Regions from separate parts of the Mus musculus genome. Here region 2 is linked to region 1. The links are chromatin loops, found by intact Hi-C in ENCODE. Cell type or tissue: gastrocnemius. All regions are shown on one strand.

Evidence for each region. A loop is a pair of places that touch in the nucleus more often than their neighbours do. Peaks named below come from ENCODE experiments on the same cell type or tissue, not always from the same donor. Only the 100,000 strongest peaks of a DNase experiment are listed, where the experiment ranks them.
Region 2: it touches region 1 in a loop (4-fold over the local background); 10 of 42 quality-filtered maps call a loop at or near these places.

The regions. Positions count from the first base shown.
Region 1 is chr4:43,858,296-43,866,295 of GRCm38, reverse strand. No RefSeq gene overlaps it. Among named protein-coding and RNA genes, the nearest start is that of Olfr155, 8.0 kb to the right of the region's middle. In gastrocnemius, a CTCF peak has its summit at 4,948 (motif pointing right); DNase peaks (open chromatin) are centred at 4,960 and 5,300.
Region 2 is chr4:43,720,896-43,728,895 of GRCm38, reverse strand. Hrct1 (histidine rich carboxyl terminus 1) reads right to left here and starts at 1,698. Exons shown (of 1, transcript NM_027511.1): 1 at 786-1,698. The coding sequence starts at 1,534. The coding sequence ends at 1,205. In gastrocnemius, a CTCF peak has its summit at 3,941 (motif pointing left); a DNase peak (open chromatin) is centred at 3,933; H3K4me3 peaks cover 2,489 bases; H3K27ac peaks cover 4,143 bases.

The DNA of each region.
Region 1 (8,000 bases):
GCAAGATAAAAATGAATGTCCAGAGATGACAGGAAAGGATTTATCCCAGGGTCTCTATGAAAGTGATCAACTTGACAACAGGATTGCTTGTCCTTTGGAGAGTATCTGTCTCTATGTATAGGTGTATTTATAAGGAAGTAAATGCGGGGCAAGCCCTCTACCACATCCCCAACCCGAGTTATTTGGTATTTTAAATTGTTCCAAAGACTACAGAGCTGTATGCTTTGCTTGTGAAGAGTAATTGAACAGGCCCTTCTGAAGATAGCGTTAGGTTCTTATCAGATTTGAATTTATTTGCAAAATGACTATTCCTCAGTCGCTACTGATGTTCAAAGACTAGTCAGGTCAGGAGTGGTGATGCACAACTTAAATCCCAGCACTTGAGTCAGAGGCAGGGGGATGTCTGTGAGTGGAGGGACAGATGGTTGACAGACATGCCCTAGGCCAGCTACGTAGTGACCCTGTCCAGTAAATATGTGAGTAAATAAATAAAATAATATTTTAACAGTCAGACACAAATGGGACCTTACAAACCTCCCTTCAGTAAAAATGTCTCTCTTGTTATTTGACGATCTATTTGCCTACTTGTTTTACCTCTGAGATCTCTCTGTGTGAGAGCACACCACTCTGTCTGTCACAGCTGGCACAAATATGCCATTCTGCTCTTTTTGAGCTTTTTGTAATCATGATGTGTTTATGTTCAGCTGTAATCCATTTGAGTTTTATGGCATCATATGGTATGACAAACGGTTCAAAGGCAAACCATCCAATTGAATGTCGATAGAACAGCAGTTCTACTATATTAAGAAGTGATTCATCTTTATGCTATTAATTTTTATCTGTCATATGTATATTAAATCATTACATTTCGAATTCATTTCTGGGTTCAATAGCACTGATTTTACAAAAAAATTTTTTTTTCTTGTTCTGCTTTCTTTTTTTCCCTGACAGCATCTTTCATAGCTCAGACTCCTCTCCAACTCAGTATGAAGCTAAGGATGACCTTGAACTCCTGACCCCTCCTGCCTCCACATCCTCAGTACTGGAATTACAGGCAGGCTTGAGCCTCCAAATCCAGCTGTGATTTTAGAAAATGTTTAAACACAAGTTGTTTTTAATTAGTCCAGTAATCGCTACTTTGTAAATCAGTTCAAGCTGGTGGAAAGAATCTCACACAGTTAACCTTCTAAAGAAGTGAAGTATTCCCCCATTCCTCTCTGCTTAACTTGTGCAGTTCAGTAGTCCCAGGAGAGAGTTAAAAGCACCGAACACCTAGGACTGGGTTGTTGCTAGACAGTAGAATGCCTGCCTAGTGTGCTTGTGAGATCCTCGTTCTGTTCCCAGCACCACAAAAACAAACAAATGAATAAACAAACACCAGGGAAATGTTTATCAGGCCAGACTTCTCTTTCCTTCCACAAATCATGGAATTAAAAAATTTGACAGATAGAGCCTAGAATCTGAATGGTTAGGAACTTCTCTGGGGGTCCTGAGAGATATCTCAGTGGTTAAGAGGCGTTCCTCTTTGTGCCAGTTGCTTTTGATGTCAACTTGACAAAAGCTAGAGTCATCAGGGAGGAAGGAGCCTCATCTGGGGAAACGCTTCCTTAAGACTGGGCTGTAGGCAAACCTGTAGGGCATTTTCTTATATGTGATCGATGCCGGAGAGCCCAGCCTATTGTGGGGGGTGCCACTTGGAGGCTGGTGGTCCTGGGTGTTATCTCTCCAGCCCCTAAAGTAAGAAAACAGGCTGAGCAAGCTGGTAAGCAGCAGTCCTCCATGGCCTCTGAACCAGCTCCTGCCTCCAGGTTCCTGCCCTGCTTGAGTTCCTGTCCTGACTCCCCTCAATGACCAACCGGTGTATGGAAGCATAAACCAAATAGGCCTCCCCCTCCAACTTGCTTTCGGCCATGGAGCTTCATCCCAGCAATAGAAACCCTAACCAAGACAGCATCCAAGGAGCGTGTGTTTTTTGCAACGGTGGCCATGCACTTCTTTCTCTGCTGTATTTATGTCTTATCTTGTTCTTGGCTGTGTTTTATATCTATCTATTTGCCTTTGGCCGCATTTTAGAAGTACTTGAGATAAGAATGAGGGCAGTCAGAATAGCTTTAATGGGATCAACTAAGAGGAAGATTGTATAGGGGCTGAGATGCTGCTGGGTTGGTGGAGGGCTGCCCCTAGCATGCATGAAGTCCGGGTCTTAATCCCTAGCACTGCATAGACTGGGCCCAGTGGTACAACCCTGCAATCTCAACGTTTAGGAGGAGGCAGCAGGTAGATCAGACTTTCAAGGGACATCCCTGGCTACATAATGAATTTGAGTATAGCTTGTGATCATGAGGACACCCCCCCACACACACAATACCAATTAGATAAGAAATTAGAATTAATAAGTGAGTTGTTTATTTTATTTGAAAACCAATTTTTGATGTATAATTTGCAGGAAAAAAGTTCTGGAGCTGATGAGGTGCTCAGAGATTAGGAGCTCTGCTGCTCTTTCAGAGGATCTAGGTTCAGTTCTCAGCACCTACATGGTGGCTCACAACTGTCTGTAACTCCGTTTCCAGGGCATCTGACCCCTGAATCTTCTGGTCTCTGAGGGCAGTAAGGCACACATGTGGTGTGCAGACATACATGCAAGCAAAACACTCATGCATGCTTTATCTTTAAAAAAATTTTTTTTAGATTTATTGATTTCACGTGTGAATGTTTTGCTTTCATATAGGTATGTGAACATACACATGCCTGGCATCTGCAGAGGCCAGCAGAGGGCACTGAATCCCCTGGAACTGGAGTTACAGACTCTTGTGATAGACACTGGGTATCTAACCCTGGCCTTCTGCAGGAGCAACATGTACAGTTAACCACGGAGGCATTTCTACAGCCTCTAGACACGTTTTGCTTTGTTTTTGTTTGTTTGTTTTGTTTGTTTGTTTTTATCAAGACAGGGTTTCTCTGTATAGCCCGGGCTGTCATGGATCTCACTCTGTAGACCAGGGTGGCCTTGAACTCAGAAATCTACCTGCCTCTGCTTCCCAAGTGCTGGGATTAAAGGCTCGCACCACTACTGCCCGGCCACATTTTTTTTTTTTTAAAGTAAAAGTAAGCAGACTGTTTTAAGATGCAAATCTATGGGCCTTAAGAAATTAGTGTACAAAACCAAGATCAGAAGAGCCCCTGCTCCTCCACAAGGAGTCCTGTGTTCACATAGTCAGTTGGCCGTGGCTTCAGACAACAGTTGTGTTTTTGGCTGCTGCCTCTTAGTGTTGACTACTCCAGGATTCCAGTCATACGCTGGGCTTCTTTCTCTTAGTACACTATTTTTGAGAGAATCTCATTTTACAGCCTGTTTTGATAGTTTTGTCGGTTGTTTTGATAATTTTTCAGTTGTTTTGCTAGGTGTCGTTCCACTGCATGAACATTCAACTTACAAAAATTAGTGTGTGCCTGTGCGCGCGCATGTGTGTATGTTTGTGTGTGCATGTGTGTATGTGCATATATTTGTGTATGTGTGCATATGTGTATATATATGAATGTGGTGTATGTGTGGGTATATACATATATATGTGTGTGTGTATGTCATGGGAAATTCATACAAAAGCATGAAGACCACAAAAACTTGTAGGTTTTCCTTCTCGCTCATGTTGGTTCCAGGGATTGAATTCAGGTTGTCACGCTCTGCAGCAAGCGCCTTACCCCAACTAGTTTTTTGAGAAGGAATCTAACACTAGTCCAGGCTGGTTTCCAACTCATGATTCTCCCATCGTAGCTCAGCCACCCAGATGCTAGCCTTACAGAGTGCACAGCCATGCCCACCCTCTTCGGACATACCTACAGGTTATTTGGTTATTTTCAGCTCTGCCTGTTGTAACTAAGACTCTCTGGGCCTTTGTTCATGAGTACATGGAAGGACTTGCATGGTCATTTCTACCGAGTGAGCACTCATGTCTCAAAGTGCACTTGGAGTATTTTAATTTATGGAAGTGGCTGGGTGGTGACACTCGGAGGCCAATGCTATTGAAAGATAATTTTATGACTTAATTTTCCAAGAGGCGAACACCACACTACACACTGTCATTGGGGAGGAGCAAGGGAGCACTGAGGCTGGGTCAGGAGTCAGAAGCAGGAGTAGGGGAAATCACAAGGCTATATTATTAGGGCTTTTGTGGTCCATACAATGCAAAGTGGAACAAGCTAACGACTCAGGACTGACTCATGGACTAACATTTGGGAAGTGGCGTTGGGAAGCTCAGTAGTTCAAGGTCAACCTCAGCTACACAGCAAGTTTGAAGGCAGCCTAGGTCCATATGAGAGCCTGTCTTGAAAAATCCACAAACAAAACAAAACAAATACAAACAACATTAACAATAAAACCCCCTTTCCCTTCCAGAAAGCCTGTGGTGTAGTGTTAGTGTCTTAATACACCTAAGAGAAAAACAAAGGCTTTGTTTGAGGCAGAATTTCCTCACCCTCATGACTGAGCAGGGGAGCTACTGGACATCGTGATTTGAGAAACATAAACCAGTCTGGTCAGAGCATTATTATCTGGCAGTGTTGACATCAACTCCCCGTGTTGTAGTCGTGGTGAGTGCAGAGAAATAACAGCCACCTGGGCACTTAATAAATACAGAACATCTTTCCGAAATGTAAGAAAGGGACCCCAGGAGGCTGCGAACACAGTAAAGTCTGCATCTAGATATTTCAAGGCTTTGGGGCTCGACACTTGGTAAGGAACGTCCACTGTCCACCTAGGAGTGTCATTCCTGCCTCTCCACTCTGAGCGCTGCGGGAAGAGCATGGCGGGAACAGACTGGACGCTTACTAGAGATGTAGCATCTCACCCACTTTCGCTTCACTGAGACCAACTCTGCCTTTTCACGAGGTCCTCAGCATTTGAGGTGCTGCTAAAAACTTGCAGAATTCACGACCAGCAACTCTCAGAATGTCCACCAGATGGCAGGTTTGCAGCAGTCAAGCCGTAGCTGAAGCCGCCAGCCACCCATGGCACCTTATAATAGTCTGGGGATTGGTGTAAGAAGGTGTGAACTTGCCCTTGAACTTCTGGGAAACGCATGGGGGAGAGAGTGAAGAGGAAACCCTAATCAAAGAGTGGCAGGTGGCCCTCGCCAATTCTTCTCACCTGGTTGTTCTCCATAGTCTTCCCATGCATCATGTAGTGGGAGGAGTGGACACACATTCTTACAAAGAAACTGAAGAGAGGAGACTCAGCCAAGTGTCCAGCAGTAACAAAAGCCTTTAGCCAGACCTGGAGGGCAGGCGTCTGGCTGCAGGCCTGGCTGAAAGTGTCCGCACAGGGGCAGGCAGCCTGCCTGCCTTTCAGCTCCCAACCCACTCCATTTGGAACGGGTCCTACTCAGGGCCTGACTGAGCCTCTAAGGGAAGTGAGCATCAGCCTTAACCAGGAACACACAGGGCTGGCTCTGGTTGCTAAGGAATACTGTGAGCTCCCTGATAGCCTCTGAGCCTGTGGCCAGCATGGGCTGAGGCTCCCTGACTGCAACTTCCCCTCAGTTGGCTTTGTTTTCCTCTTTCAGCTCTAAAAACAGTCACTTGAACAAGTTCTGTGTGTGTCTGTTTCTGTGTCTCTTCTCTCACTCTCTCTCTTTCTGGTGTCCTGATTAAGAGCACATTTGGGTTTTATAGAGCTCTATAGAGGATGTTGGAGTCTGAACAATATATGCTCAGACTTCAAGAACTTAAGAACGTTTTGGGGGAAGGAAGCAACAGTTACATTTCTCATCCCATTGTTAGCCATTAGCAGGGATGCTAATTAGAATCATCAACGTGCAAACCTTACTACAGTTCCTTAGACTAGAAAGAGAAGGACCACACAGTGCAGCGAGGCTGAGGAGATTGCCAAGGAACACAAAATCAGCACTTCCTGCTTTATTCACTATGGTGATGTGTTAAAGAAAAGGTGGTGTGAATATGTATACACACCCTGCAGAACATTGAAGCCCTGTCATTTGGGACAAAGTGGTTGAACTCAGAGGGCAGACGAGCTGTAAGTCTCGGGCCTGCAGGGAAGTTAGCTGTGTGCTCAGGTGCCGTACGATGGAGAGGAAAGCCATCTTGCTGGTCCCTGAGCACACACGGCCGTGCGCAAATCTCCAGACCTAAGTCTTGGATACCCAAAAAAGGTACGCCTGTGATGCCCAGCAGCTGCATCCCAGGAGCCTGCTGTGCCCAAGTGTCTGGCTCTCTGCCGGCTCTCCAGGGGCTGTGCAGGATGGTGAGTGTTGGTGGCCCAAAACAAACACACCAGACCGGGAGTCTTGTCAAAGCAGGAACTAGTTTTATTGTATCAGTCTTTTGTTTATACAGGGTTGAGGAAGGAGGTGGGGATTTTTGGTGAGGTAAGATGATGTAAGGGGTAGGGAAGGGTGACAGTGTGGGATGACTGACAGGGCCAATAAAGTTATTCTACACCATTGGTAGCTTGGCAAAGGCAGGCTTAAGCAGGTCTTGCTGAGTCACTCCAGTATGGAAGTGAGCAAGGTAGGTCTCTAAACTCGAGCAGAGGCTCAGGTTTCCTCACTAGGCCTCAGAATCTGGCCGAATAAGGCCCAACACCTGAGATGGTAGCAGAGTTTCCATTCTTGTAGAATGCTGACAGTTCCCCTTGGGAGGCAGAGGCAGGGATCTCTGAGTACAAGGCCAGTGTGGTGGTTTGTATATGCTTGGCCCAGGGAGTGGCACTATTAAGAGGTGCGCATGTTGGAGTAGGTGTGTCACTGTGGATGGGGCTTTAAGACCCTCATCCTAGCTGCCTGGAAGTCAGTCTTCCACTAGAAGATTTCAGATGAAGATGTAGAACTCTCAGCTCCTTCTGCACCATGCTTACCTGGATACTGCCATGTTCCTGCCTTGATGATAACGGACTGAACCTCTGACTCTGTAAGCCAGCACCAATTAAATGTTGTCTTTATAAGACTTGCCTTGGTCATGGTGTCTGTTCACAGCAGTAAAACCCTAATTAAGACAGACAGCCTGGTCCACAGAGCAAGTCTTGAAAGAGAGAGAGAGAGAGAGAGACAGAGAGAGAGAGAGAGAGAACTCACAGTGGAGTGATATTTCTTCTGAGTAGTTCTCCAAGGGAAACAAAACAAACAAACAAACAAACAAACAAACAAACAAACAGGAGTAAAAAAAGTCAAAGCACCAGAGGGTTTAAAGGCATATTTAGGCTCCCACCAGTATCCAAAAGAAAAGGTCAGAAGAGAAGAAAAGAGGAATATTCTTGCTTGAGTCAGGACTCAGAGCAGGCAGACCCAGCCAGTCGTGCTCCTAGGGTCTGCACTAGGAGGTGGTGTGAACTTAGGAGAAGAAAGTCCACTACAGAGGTGAGCCTGCCTTCCTAGAACACACCCCTGGCTGGATTTACTCTTAAGGGAGGAGGCGAATGCATGTCTCCACCCAGAGGTGAACTCCATTCTTTACTATAACACACTTAACAAATACAATTTCCACAACTCAGTTAAGCCAGGAAAAAGGAGCTATTTTCAAGACTTTGTCTTAACACAGCAAGTCAGATTCTCTGGAGCTTGCAAAAGAGGTGGGAATGAGACAGAGCAAAAAACTGCAGATTCACCAGCAAAGAGCCCCAGACTTCCCACTTCCCTCAACCTCTCTTCTGAATTATGACCACTTTCCTCGCCTTGGTAGAGGCTCTGGCCCACCTCTCTGTGGTGGGCTGGTTAGGACTCTGCTAGTTCAAAAAACACTAAAAGCAGGGTCCTCATCTTACAGATTACCCCGTGCATGCTGGGCACAGTGGTACATGCCTTGGGAGGCAGAAACAGATGGATCTCTGTAAGTCCAAGGCCAGCCTGGTCTACACAGAGAGTTCTAAGACAGCCAGGGCTATTTAGGGGAACCCTGACTCAAAAAAATTTTTTCCCTGAGCTTTAATGTGGCTCACTCCTGGAATCCTAACACTTGGGAAACTGAGGCAGGAGGACGGTGCCTGCTTGGAC
Region 2 (8,000 bases), 140 kb after region 1:
AGATCTGTCCATCAGACCTTTGGTCCACTTTCCCAGTGCAGAAACCCAGTGCAGCTGTCAGTGTGAATTTGCCTCTTCCCTTCCTCACTGGTCACCCCTCGCCTAGTCCTCGCACAGTCCCCTGGGAAACAGAAGGAAAGAGGACATTCTATTCCAGTGAGTCACTGACTTTCTGGCGTTTCCCTCTGCTGCTCTCTGCCCTGCTTCTCCCTGTTCTCAGGCTCAGGCTGGGACGATATTTCCTTCCCCTTCATGGACCCAACCTTTTATTCATAGTGTGTGTGGGTCCTTTGCATGCCTGTTGACTGTGGTAGGAGTCTCTACTATCCATTCCATTTTAAGGAAGGAAAAACTGAGGCTCAGGCCAGGCACATTCTCTTGAGGCCACCCGGCATGCCAAGCAGTTAACTGTTCCCTCCCTCTGGTCTTATCAGCTGCTACTGTGCATCTGCAGACAGGCTGGCTGGAGACTCAGAGTCTGCATAAGAATCCCTATTCAGTCCCCAAACAGACACTGAACCCAGGGTTGGTTCCTGCTCTGGACCAGGCTAGGAGGAGCACTCAGGCAGGGTGCTCCGAGAGCTAGAACCCAGGCTAGGGGTCTCAACTGTCCCTTCTCCAAAGCTCTGGGCCGTCCACACTGAATTCTTCCTCAGAGCTTAGGCGGGGACCACCTACTTCTCTCTGTTCCAGACCCCAGGCTCAGCTCCTTCCAGAAGAGTTCCCAGGGCCCTCATGACTCCCTCCCTCCCACTGTGCCACAGTCAAGAACCAGTTCACACAAAAAGCTTCCTGGTGGCTTTTATTTCTTACAGCCAAGCAGCAGTGAATGCCCGTACCACAGTCTGCCCCTGGAAGCTCATCACAGGGCCTCCCCAATCAGAAGAACTCTCCATCTCCACCTGGGCTCTGGTTCTGCCAGATACCCTTGTTACTTCCAGGGTCACCAGGAGTTGCAGTCACAAGGTAGGAAACTCAGCCAGCCCTGCTCGAAGCTCAAGCCCCACATTGTGTAGAGGGCCACCCAGGTGGGTCTCTGTTGCACATAGGGAGAAGGGCTCATATGCAAATGAAACCCAAGCAGGACCAGGGTCCCAGTACCCCCCTTCATCCCAGAGGCACATCCTTTTCCGTGGCAGCATCAGGATCCACTCATGTTGCTGCTGGATGGAGGGCAGAGCCAGGTAGATGCTATCTATTGGCCTCAGCGGCGGGCTCCATGAGCATGGTGGTGGCGGTGGTGGTGCTTGTGGTGGTGGAGACGATGGGGAGAATGGTGATGGTGGTGGTGAACGCCCACACTGGTCACCCCGGTCACATGGTGATGGTGGTGATGGTGAACAAGTCTTGGGAGACGCAGGCGCCGGCCATGGAAGAGTCGAGGCCGGGCTTGTCGGACTCGGTTTCTCTCCACGTCATGCTCCTGTGATCTGTGGAAAAGGCAGAGGGCCATCAGCCACAGCAACATCAAAAACGCCAGTGCTGTGCCCGTGATCCAGCACACAAGGGTCGTGTTCCCCAGAAGGCCTAACATCTGGAAGCCAGAGGATCTCTGCACTTCACTCAGTGGCTCCCTTCAGCAGCCTCTGCTCAGCCCTCACAGTCACTGAACTCAAGGGTGTCTCGGCTCCTGCAGACTGGAGAACAGCCAGGGAATGTGGGAGAGGTCTGTTTGGACAGGCTTCTCAACAGCCAGAGGCTGTTTGGAGTAGGAAGGGGGAGGCCGTGAAGGAAGAGTGGGTGGAGACCAAGGAGCTGTGGGACTGGCTTGCTTAAGGGGAGGGCCTGAATCAGGGATATGAGGTCAATATTCCATCTATTCCTGCCTCCTGGCAGAAGGAGGGCCCTCCTCTGGGCTTCAGCTTTTCTCCTAGGAACCACTGTATGGAGATTAAAAGTGTAGGCTTAGGATGCACACGATTCCCTAGCTCCGCGACTATCTGTAGCCTGCAACATCCTCTGCTGCTGAGGATCAGTGAGTTAGCCCAAGTCCTGTGAATGTCAGTCAGGGATGGGTGGAGCCTGATGAGGGCCACAAGCCGTTCATCATCCAGGGATGCTTCTCCTGTTGGGTATAGGAAGCCAGAAGGCTTGTCAACTTTGGGTTAACAGGAAGCAGAAAGGAAGCCACTTGAGGTCACACAGGTCAGCCCCTTATCTCCCCGGTCAACAATGTCAGTGGATGGCAGTCCCGTTGCCCTATCATCTGCCCTGTCACAAAGCTCGGGTCATTCCTACCTGCCTGGGAACTTGTTTGGTGACCAGAATGTGCACAGTCTTCCATTCTCTCGTTACTGGTTCTAAATCCTCTGGCCCCCTAGTCACCAAGGATGAGGCTGGGATTCAGGGTGTCCCCAGCATCTCTGTTGTACGCAAGCGGACTGGGCTCCCCAAAGCCCAAGCTCTGTGGCCAGGGTCCTCAGGGGTCCTTCAACCCATTCCTCAAAGCTCCTTCTGGAGAGTGCTCAGCCCCCAAACCTCAGACTGGCTCCAGCTCTGCAGTAGCTCCACTCTGTAAAGTTGGTCAAGGCCCTTCCTCGAGCCCACCGTGTCCTCTCTGGAGATCCCACAGCAGAAGCAAACTCCAGGGACACTCCCCTGCTCTAATCCCAGTCACAGCTGCTTTCTCTGACATCTTTACTGAAAAGCTGCCACAGCAGCTCAAAGGGTTGTACATCACCTTTGGCCAAGCTGGTTTCGAGGGAGGCTAGTCTCCAGAGGCTTCCTGGCCCTCTGGAGAAGTCACTTGAACTTTTAATGAGGCTTGTATAGAGAACTCCTCCTGCAGACTCCTGGGGCTTTGGAGCCAGCTGCCTTCCCTAGAGGCACATTGAAGAAAAAGTCCTATGGGAGCTGGTGGAGAGGGGAGGAGGGAGAAGGGAGGAGGGAGAGGAAAGGGGCATGAAGAAGGGAGCATTAAATGGATAACTTTACAGGAGTTTTCCAAGGAGATGCCCACCCCACACAACCTGGAGACTACCCTGCAATGTGCAGATCTGAAGACTTTCAGTCATTCCTAAGGGTCCCTGGACTCACCCCGCATTAGGGAAACTGAGGCCAAAGAAGGGAAGCAACTTGTCTGAGTCTCTCACCTTTGTGGGTTAGTGTATACCACAAGCAATCTCCAGACTTTTGGTTGGGGTGAGAAGAGCTGTCCAGGGCTAAGGATGCTACCTGCTGTGGGGCCTTCCAGAGACAGTAGAAGATGATGCACAAAGGGGGTGGGGGGGGGCGAGCTTGAGGGCCAGAGATGAAGAGACACCCATCTACACTCAATACACGCTTATTTTATGAGATGCCTATTTTCTCCCCATTTGGATAAAATATAGGACCTTGAAGTGGCCATCGTATTAGCAGCTTCGGAAACTTAGAGGTGACAGGCTGCCATCTCCAGACCTTCAGAAGTAACTACTTAAGTCCCCTGCGGGAAACTGTCCTCCTACTTTTAATCCTGTGACTGCTTCCCTGATCATTTTGAATGGCCTGACTGGACACAGGTTCTGTTAGATTGATGACCTGAGAGGGACTGGCTCTGATGAAGTAGGGCCACCCTCAGGAAAGCTATCCTGTGGCCCTGTCATTGAATAGCCCCCTTCCGTTGAGTCTTTATTCTGCAGCCTTCTTAGTCAGGCCTGTCAGACCACCAGCTGATGGGCAAGCCCTTGAAAAGTCTTCCTATCTCACTTCAATCCTGTGCTTTTCTGGATGCCTCACCTCAGCGAGTGTCTTTGTATGCACACAGACACATTTAAAGTAATGTCCCCTGTGGGGACTCATGAGCCTCATGTTTGTGTCCACGAGTATGTGCATGAATGCACATGCATGTACACACACACACACAAACACATCCACATGTTCATACATTGTCCACACAAGGCTATGTGAGTGGTTTCTTGGTTGACCAGCAAAAACAACCACATTGTTTTCACTAATTGGTGGCACCACCTAGTGGTGGCAGTCAAAAATCACTTTTGTATCCTGACCCATCAAAAATGTCTATTATCCTGACTTTGGTTTGTAGCCCATATTTAACAGCCACACACTTAACTAACACATCATTCCAAATTATCAATAATATGGCCAAAGAATTAAAAATGGGAAAATACCATTCCAGGACACAAAGGCAGGACCAATGAGGTCTTAATAGCACCACAACAATAATAATGGGTTTTAAAGTGACAAGGTCAACAAAGACTAAAGTGTGGACACTTTGCCCCTTCTTAGAATAGGAAACAAAACACCCATGGAAGGAGTTACAGAGACAAAATTTGGAAATGTGACGAAAGGATAGACCATCTAGTGATTGCCATATCCAGAGATCCATCCCATGATCAGCTTCCAAATGCTGACACCATTGCATACACTAGCAAGATTTTGCTGAAAGGACCCTGATATAGCTGTCTCTTATGAGACTATGCCGGGGCCTAGCAAACACAGAAGTGGATGCTCACAGTCAGCTATTGAATGGACCACAGGGCCCCCAATGGAGGAACTAGAGAAAGCACCCAAGGAACTAAAGGGAACTGCAACCCTATAGATGGAACAACATTATGAACTAACCAGTACCCCGGAGCTCTTGTCTCTAGCTGCATATGTATCAAAAGATGGCCTAATAGGCCATCACTTGAAAGAGAGATCCATTGGACTTGCAAACTTTATATGCCCCAGTACAGGGGAACGCCAGGGCCAAAAAGGGGGAGTGGGTGGGTAGGGGAGTGGGGGTGGGTGAGTATGGGGGACTTTTGGTATAGCATTGGAAATGTAAATGAGCTAAATACCTAATAAAAAATGGAAAAAAAATTTTAAAAAAGTGACAAGGTCAAACCACCATAGGGGAAAAAAATGACCATTTCATTTAAAAACTAAACACAGTCTGGCAAACAATCCGACAATTTACCTAAATGAGCTGAAATGTGCCCGCCCCAAGCCCTGCATCTTACACGCTGTCAGCCTCCCATCAGTGAGCACACAAGGGAAGCGTAGCCAGGAGAGAGTGCATTGCTGTTCAGGGTTAAAAAGAAATGAGCTGTCAACTCATGAGCTGATAGATACAAAGGAGACATCTTGTGCTATTTAAAAGAAGCCAATATATGAAGACTCCACATCATGTGGACCCGAGTCTATGATACTGTGGAAAATGTGAAACCCCAGAGAAGACAGAACAAAAGATGAGTGTTGCCCGGGTCCTAGGGGACGGAAGGAAGAAAAGTGGGTCATTGTACTGGCTAGTTTTGTGTCAACTTGACACAGCTGGAGTTACCACAGAGAAAGGAGCTTCAGTTGAGGAAATGCCTCCATGAGATCCAGCTGTAAGGCATTTTCTCATTTAGTGATCAAGGGGGAAAGGCCCCTTGTGGGTGGGACCATCTCTGGGCTGGTAGTCTTGGTTTTATAAGAGAGCAGGCTGAGCAAGCCAGGAGAGGCAAGCCAGTAAAGAACATCCCTCCATGGCCTCTGCATCAGCTCCTGCTTCCTGACCTGCTTGAGTTCCAGTCCTGATTTCCTTTGATGATGAACAGCAGTATGGAAGTGTAAGCCGAATAAACCCTTTCCTCCCCAACTTGTTTCTTGGTCATGATGTTTGTGCAGGAATAGAAACCCTGACTAAGACAGTCATAGAAACCCTTAAGGTGGGGCATCTGCATTTAAGACGCTATGAAGGTGTACACGTGGCATAATATATTTGTTCAAATGTGTAGCACGTGCCACCAAGAGTGAGCCCTAACACAGCCATGACTTTGACCGGTATCAGTGCATCAGCATAGGCCCATCGAGTTAACAAATGTTCTGCTGTAGTCGGGGAGGTTGATGGCAGAGAAGGCTGAGCATAAAAGGCTCAGGATGGTTTGGAGAATATCTGCTTCCTCCAGCTACAGTTTTTTTTTTGTTGTTGTTGGTTTTTTTTTTTCAATCTTCACACCACTACTCTAAGTAAAGACTGCTCTTAACAGGAGAGGGGTGAAGAATGCCCACAAACAGTAGGAAGCCTTAAGCAGTCTAAATATAGAGGAAGAAGGATTCCTTGTTCACGGGTCTCTTGGTCTCTTGGGTTTTGACAGCCATCTCGTTCTATAGCCTTGGCTGGCCTTGAATTTGTGGCGATTCTTCTTCTTCAGCCTTCCAGGTGTTGGGATTACAAGTGTGAGACACACACACACACACACACACACACACACACACACACAGGCGCCACCAGCTGCCATGCCCCCTCCCCCAGCCGCCGCCACCCCCAGCTTAGTTTTTAATATTCATTGTTTACTTTATGAATCAACCAAACCCTCACATGGGGGCTAACAATGCCCACACAGAGCAGCACAGACCAACCATAGAGTCCTGACTATCAAATGTGCTCCTTCCTATCCCTGGAATATTGAGAGACAAAGATCCATGAACAAGCAACGAGTATTCTAGGAAGGCGAGGGCGGTTTGATATTTTTTTTTTGAAAAATCTACTGATGTAATTAATTCTGTAAGTAGGATAGAAAAGTGAGACCACACATCCTGACAGATGGCCCCCCCAAAAAAAGCATCTGATAAAATTAGCTCTGCATTCCTGATAAGTATCACAAATGAACAAGGAAAGGAAGATTACATGATTTTTTAATGATCTACTTATTTTTATTTCATGTAGTTACAGACAGTTGTGAACTACCATGTAGGCATTGGGAATTGAACCCGGGTCAGAGGACCCAGTGCTCTTAACCACTGAGCAACCTCTCCAGCCCCCAGGAGACTACACTCTTAATGTGATTAAAAAGGAAAGATATCTTAATTCAAATATGTAACATCATTATTTTTAAAATAAGCATTCCGTTAAAAGCAATAACATTGTTTACAGCCATCGTTTTTCCTCATCTTAGAACTGCTAAGTCAGAGGATATTAGAAAAGGCAGGAAGATAGGCAATTGCATATCTAAGAAACATAGATGTTTCTGAAAAGCCTTTAACCATAATAAGAACTAAGGTTTTGTTCATTTCTTTCTTTATCACACACTGGCCTTGAACTATGTAACTGAGGATGGCCTGAATCCCCTTTCCTCTACCTCCTGAGTACCAGGATTTCAGGCACGTGTCATCATACACTGCTATGCCCTGCTAGAGATCAAGCCCAGGGCCTCCTGCATCATGTAGGCACCTTACCAATCAGGTTACTATAGCCCAAGCTCAGAACTAGATCACTTACAATTAACTAGGTAAACCAGTCACTTTCTTGCACAGCAGTAATCATTAATGTATATGCGTGCTAACATGAAGACAACACTGACATTGGTGACGAAAACTGTAACTTTTTAAAAAAAATAAACTTAAGGAGAGATGTGAAATGATGCAGGTGTGGAGGCAGACAGCTACAGATCCAGCCGTCGGGATGAAGAGTTCGATCAGCCAGGAATTCAAGGTCAGCCTCAAATGTAGAGTGGATTTGAGACCAGCCCAGGCTGGGCAAAACCTGGTGTCAAGAAAATAAATAAGTAACTATGAACTTTAAAATTACGAAATAGCCAGGCAGTGGTGGCGCACACCTTTAATCCCAGCACTTGGGAGGCAGAGGCAGGCGGATTTCTGAGTTCAAGGCCAGCCTGGTCTACAAAGTGAGTTCCAGGACAGCCAGGGCTATACAGAGAAACCCCGTCTCAAAAAACAAAAACAAAAACAAAACAAAACAAAAAACTACCAAACATTGTGTGTAGGATCCAATACTTTGTCAAGAGACATGAAATTAAACCCCAAACAGCTGATGTGACCAATGGGAAAAGCTCGGGGCCTTAAACCAGGCTTCACTTCCGTAAAGGGCTGGTCACGTGAAACTAGGAACGGCTTGCCCCAAGTATTGTTGGAATTGTTCCAGGCAACAGAGGTAACAGTTTGGAAGCTGGGAATGCTTTTCTGCTTTATCTCTCCAAATACATCATTGTTTCCCAAATAGCCCAGGGCGTCCACCAGGATTGTGCAGAATAGAAAGACTTCTCCTTCACCTTCAAAACCCTACTTGGTCTAACTCA